Regions from separate parts of the Homo sapiens genome. Here region 2 is linked to region 1. Evidence: chromatin loops called from intact Hi-C (ENCODE). Cell type or tissue: PC-3. All regions are shown on one strand. Links, peaks and the distances in the headings refer to the core of each region. The heading gives the core; the rest is flanking DNA.

Evidence for each region. Hi-C counts contacts between places; a loop is a spot of excess contacts. Peaks named below come from ENCODE experiments on the same cell type or tissue, not always from the same donor. Only the 100,000 strongest peaks of a DNase experiment are listed, where the experiment ranks them.
Region 2: it touches region 1 in a loop (2.0-fold over the local background); 8 of 110 quality-filtered maps call a loop at or near these places.

Annotation. Positions count from the first base shown.
Region 1 is chr5:93,619,758-93,622,648 of GRCh38, reverse strand. ARB2A (ARB2 cotranscriptional regulator A) reads left to right here. Exons shown (of 11, transcript NM_032042.6): 11 at 1,520-2,891. The coding sequence ends at 1,662. It overlaps MIR2277 (microRNA 2277), which reads left to right and starts at 1,861; the gene lies at 1,861-1,953. LOC124901028 (a long non-coding RNA gene) reads right to left here and starts at 967. Exons shown (of 3, transcript XR_007058874.1): 1 at 706-967. RefSeq lists a silencer at 1,303-1,352. In PC-3, for the core only: a CTCF peak has its summit at 1,882; no DNase peak of the experiment used is centred there; H3K4me3 peaks cover 2,031 bases; H3K27ac peaks cover 343 bases.
Region 2 is chr5:93,675,895-93,678,811 of GRCh38, reverse strand. The region is part of intron 10 of ARB2A (ARB2 cotranscriptional regulator A); the gene reads left to right. Among named protein-coding and RNA genes, the nearest start is that of MIR2277, 57 kb to the right of the region's middle. In PC-3, for the core only: no CTCF peak of the experiment used is centred there; a DNase peak (open chromatin) is centred at 1,281.

The sequences.
Region 1 (2,891 bases), core at 392-2,891:
GGCCAGTCTGCAGAGGAAAGGAGGATAGAGAGAATCCTTGGGAGGGCACTGATAAAGAGAGAGGGGTTCTCTAGTAGGGCCAGCTCCCACAGCTAAGTCAGGCACAGACTGTAGCTTTCTGCTCTCTGGCCGACAGCAGCCATAGCATCCTTATTGTTGTAACTCCTAGATTGTGATACTGTCACAAAACTGTTGCTAGGCAACAAATGTGGTTACCAGGTCTCAGCGAATAGCTGAAGGGGAAAGCAAAGTGTTGCACCATTGTAGAGTAACCATAGCAATGACCTACTATTACAGACTAAAGAATTATCATTAACAATGTTAAAGTATCAGACTGAGGCCCTGAATCCGGAGACTTCCAAGCGGTATCTCTCTGCATAATTGAGTGATCTAGGAAGAGATTTCAACTGTTTAAAAGCTATTCACTCATTATTTCTGTGGAAGTCTGTAATTATTTTAATTTTTAATTTTAAAAAGTGCTCATTTATGAAGCCACTGGTAAAATGCTACATAAGCCATCACAGGGAGTCAAAAATAGCTAAATGTATTTCCTCATCTGTTCTTATGCTTGCATCCGTGTTATCCGCTGCCTGTGTTAAACTGAAGGTCGATTTGATTTGAAAACATGCTGTACATTAGTATTACATCGAAACCACAGAGAGAAGCCGTAGTAAAATAAAGTAACCCCATAAATTGACAACTAACCTGCATTTTCTAAGTTGAATTCCTCCTGATAAAATGGGAGGCCTAGATGCTCTTTTAGTAGTCACGGCTTTGAAACCTTTTTTTTAGCTGTTCTAAATTTGCCCCTTAAAATCTGTAAAAATGTCGCCCGCCAGGACACTTCAAGGCGTAATCCCTTTTGAATGCGGTCCTTCATTAAGCGTCCCGTATGATTTGGTCTCAGTGACCTAGCTGAGGTAATTGTGTCTAACAGCACAGCTTCCGGGAGACGCAAGAAAAATCATTCCCCCTTCCCCTCCACACCACCCCCTTGGGAAGCAAGGAAACAGGCGCTGTGCGATCCCGCACGCAGGGGAAACCAATCCCCGCGCGCGCCGAGTCTCGGGAGTGGGTGGTTTCCCGGAGGGAGAGGGAGTGGCCCTTCCCGCCCAGCGCTTCCATTGGCCCGGAGAGGCGGAGGCCTCGGGCGGCCAGCCGCGCCTCGGACGACCCCGGGACAGATCCGGGCCGCGTCCCCGCGTTGGGAGAGGGATGGGGACTGAGGCCGGAGACGCCTAGACGCCGCGGATAGCGAAGTCTGAGTTCCTCTGAGCCAGGGGGCAAGTGACCCCGCAGCCCTAGTTGTGCCCTGGGAGTCGGCTGGCCCGCGCCCGCGAGGGGGCGGGGGTCCTGGCTGAGGGGCGGGGCGCGGGCGGCTGAGGCGGGGCGCAGGCGGGAGGGGCGGGGAGGGGCGGGACCGGGTGGTCGGGAGCCGGGGCTCGGCCTGGCCCTCGCCGCCCTCACCGCGCCTGGCCCCGCGTGGCCACCTGGTAACCGAATGTGTTGTTCTTTGCAGGCACCGACCGTCACGAGCTAACTTCCTGGAAGAGCTTTCCGTCTATTTTCAAATTCTTTACCGAAGCCTCAGAGGCCAAGACCAGCTCCCTGAAGCCGGCTGTGACGCGCCGCTCCCACCGCATCAAGCACGAAGAGCTGTAAGAGGAGCGAGCGCGACGGGGGAGGCCGCCCTGGCGCACCCACCCGCACGCCTCCTCACTGCTTGTGTCGAGCGGACTCCCAGCCCCTCATTAGATTGTTTTCTTCCCAGAGCCCAGGGTCGTGATATATACATCTAAATAGCGTTTTGCATTATTTCTAGATGAGTGCAACTGTCAAAGCAATATGGGTTCACTGGTCGTGCTTCCTGCGGGCTGAGCGCGGGCTGAGCGCTGCCAGTCAGCGCTCACATTAAGGCTGACAGCGCCCTGCCTGGCTCGGCCGGCGAAGCTCTAATTGCCCTGAAGGAGACCGCGCGGGCGCTGCGGGTCCGGCGGCGTCGGCGCGGTCCTAGCGCCCGCCGTAGCGGAGCCGCTGCTGCTTCCCCCTCCTTAATCATGTCCATCTTTCCCCGCTCTCAACTGGAGCAAACTTCTATTCCAGACTTCAGATTTCCATTTTCACTAGGTTTTTCCCTGAGGGCATCTTATTACCCACCTCTTTTTTTTTTTTTTTAAGGAAGTTCCACACACACTCCAAAGCCGATTTCAAATTCAGAACCTGAATGCCATGATGTACCATGTAGTTTGGGGAATGCAAATTGTTCTCTCCCTGTTTTCATTTCGGGACCAGAAAAAAAAACAACTCTGCATAAAAATCTATAAAGTACTGAATCCGCATTACTGCTGAAAATCCTTTTGCCAGCTAATTGTGAGAGTTTACACAAGTCTCTGATTTCAGAAGAGACTGTTAAAACCAAAACAATGATGGGCAGCTCTTTTAAGTGTAGGTGTGAAGGTCCCATTTTCAATGGAATTTCCAACTGTTATCACTGGGATTGACTTTACTTTTTAAACACATAATGTGTACTGTGTGGCATTGTAATTTAGATATAACACACTTAAGTTTTGCTTTTTAAATCTCTCTGTGGAGAAAGGTTGTTGTTAATCCTTTCCAGAATGATCTATTCTGAGCTTTCCTGGAGTTAGGCCCTTCTAGGGAGAGAATTTTTTTATTGTCATCAGGAAACGAAACCTTTGTGCTCTGCAGCCTTTTTCTTCTGAAAGGCTAAGTGGGGCTAAAATTATCCTTTTAGTTTTCTGCTTTAACAAGAAGAGAAGGACTTGGTGTGAAAGAATTTCTTCTCTCAGTCCAATGGTATAATTTTTAGCACTCCGCTTCCTCTGTAGGGTTTAGCCCTACAGTTTGAACAATTATTTTAATCCAGCTAA
Region 2 (2,917 bases), core at 282-2,781, 56 kb before region 1:
GTATGCTCATTACTTTTGTTTAGAAAAAACCTCAGTTATATTGCTTTTTTTTTTTTTAGACGAAGTCTTGCTCTGTTACCCAGGCTGGAGTGTAATGGCCCGCTCTCTGCTCACTGCAACCTCCGCCTTCTGGGTTCAAGCGATTCTCCTGCCTCAGCCTCCCTAGTAGCTGGGATTACAGGCGCCTGCCACCACACCCAGCTAATTTTTGTATTTTTAATAAAGACGGGGTTTCACCATGTTGGCCAAACTGGCCTTAAACTCCTGACCTCAAGTGATCCACCCACCTCGGGCTCCCAGAGTGCTGGGATTACAGGCGTGAGCCACCGCACTCGGCCACATTTAGATTTTTGCTTGTTTATTTGTTGTCTTTGAAATATTTCTTCTGCCCACCTTGATTATGATTGCCCCAGCAAGAGTTTACCAAACAGTAGTTCCTTAGGTGTCCTGCTATTTTCCTAAGAAATCTTCACTTGGAATTTTATATATCTCTTCTGATGGAAGGATAACTGAATTCTATAATTTTGTTGTCTTTTACATTTGATACGATACAGACAGTCATGTTGAAGCTTCTCAGGAACTAAAATGCGATTTCTATAGTAGGTTCAGCTTTGGGAACCATATAAAAAAGTTAACACTTCTCTGTATAACAAACAGTATTGTCTGGGATTTGGTGCCATATTAGAGCCATCCCTTATCAGTGAATTTCCCAAAGAATATGCTGCTTTTTTTGCATAATGGGATTATTTCTAGGAATGGCTCTCTTGACCCAAGATGTGCTACCCTCTCAAAACACATTTGGGTCTTTTAAGCATTTTCAATGTGCTTTGCGATCATGCTCACTCAGTATCCACTCAGTTGTTCTGTTGTTATTTTGATATACATAAACATTCGGCTACACAGTGGGTAAGAGGTAGAAGTAGCACTGAGATCCCCAGGACAGGGACCAAGGCCCAGTTTGGTCTCTCCTTGGCTAAATTCCATTTTGGACAGCTCAGTTTTTCTTTGATGTGTAGGGTTTAATTGCTTATCCCTAAGCATAAGGCTCAATTGGTGGGAGCTTGCGCAGGGAGAGCCATTTGCCCTTTCCTGAATTAAAAAACTGAACATCATTAACAGTTTATTTTTGCAGAGAACCATGCTGCAAGTGGGATACAAAAATGTTATTTTTGACTGCCCAGTTTTGTCCAGGCTAGTCCCTGATGTATCTCATGACCTCACAATAGCCTCTCGTGCCTGCCTGGCCACAAAGCTTGATTATTTTGTAATTTGATCTTAGTGGGGATTCCAGCCGTGCTTCCCTGCTTGTGGGCAGCAGAATGTGGCAGCACGCCTGCTCACTTGCCTGAGCGGCTATGATCAGATTACGCCTTCTCAGCGTTTTTTATATTGGCTGCCTACAAAGTTCAGAGAAGCTTGAAGTCAGCCCACTTGAGTTTTACAGCCCTTAACAGAGGGAGACAGAATAGGAATCTTGGTCTCATCTGTGTATACTGTTAAGACAGTCAGAGAGTCACTCAATGCTGAGTATCTGTATCTTTAATTTTTTTTACATGAACTTTTGTGCATCATGTGATTTCCAAAAACCACTTTTCAAACTTTGTTATTTTTAGAGCTGGCAGTTGAGTTTTAACTTTTATCTTTTAGACATTTTGATAATATGTTATGAATCTGCATAAAAGATGGGGAAGTTTTACTTTTCATTGTTGTTAATAGCAGATCATTGCAGGTCATCATAATTAGGAAAGCACCCTTTTCTCCATACTATTCTTTCAGCCAGATATTCGTAGGATGATGATATTTGTCAACATCTTTATGAGATAACATGACTGCATCCTATTGAGGTTACAGAAGGAAAACACAGTGTCCAATCTGGCACCGTGACATGGCGTGGGAAATTGAGAACCCATACTGCTTTCATTTCCTTCACCCGACAAGCAGTCATTGAGCACCAAAAATGTGAGGCCCTCTGTGAGGCACTGGTGATGCAGCAGTGAGCTGGATACATGGTCCCTGCTCTCCTGGAGCTTAAAGTTTGTTCTTGGAAACAAGATTTCTTATACGGCATATTTGTTTAGCAGCTTTTAAGAATTATATTAGAATAATTTCAGATTTTTAAAATGTGAACTAGAGAGTTGAAAAGGTCTTAGGAGTTCATTTTATCTAGGCTCCTTCCTTGTACAATGAGGAATCGCCCCGCTATGGTATTTGTTCATATGAGTGAACAGAATATGCAATTCATGTTTCATTGTTCAGAATGAAGAAATCATGATTATAGGTTAAGATATAATTTAAAATCCAGCCAAAACTCGATTAAAAACAGTTTTGTTTTCTGACATTATCATTCATACGTTCAGTGGACCAGCAAGAAAGCTTGCAAAATGAAGCATAAACAATGTGGTGCCAGTTTGCTTTAAAATCCCTAATATATGTTTGTAAACAAAGCTTATAAAACTTAGTACTCTACTAATTAAATAACAAGAAAGATTTTATGAATACATGAAAAGCCAGAATGTAAAATGTCTTCAGGGGAACAGGTGCTGTAATGACATCACTGTGTGTCACACAGCATTTTTTTTTTCTTGATACTTGTACTTGGTCATAATGGAAAGAAATTGATTCCAAATGTGTTTTCTTGACCCCCTTCTCCATTCATGTTAGTGCCTAACCTTAAATGATGTTTCTACAATCTTGGTTGTATTTACAGTAATTATATGCATAATGTAGCATATTATTGTCCAGACTTCCTGTTTAATCAGTACAGAGCTTCTTACAAGTGCAGCTGAAAAGGGCAAACAAAATTAAAGCTTTATATACCAAAACAAGTTTGATTTGCTAAGCTCCCAGCATTCCAAAGTACACAAATTTGTTCCACTAAGTTTTCCGATGGCTTGCAGATGGGCAATGATTAATCAGA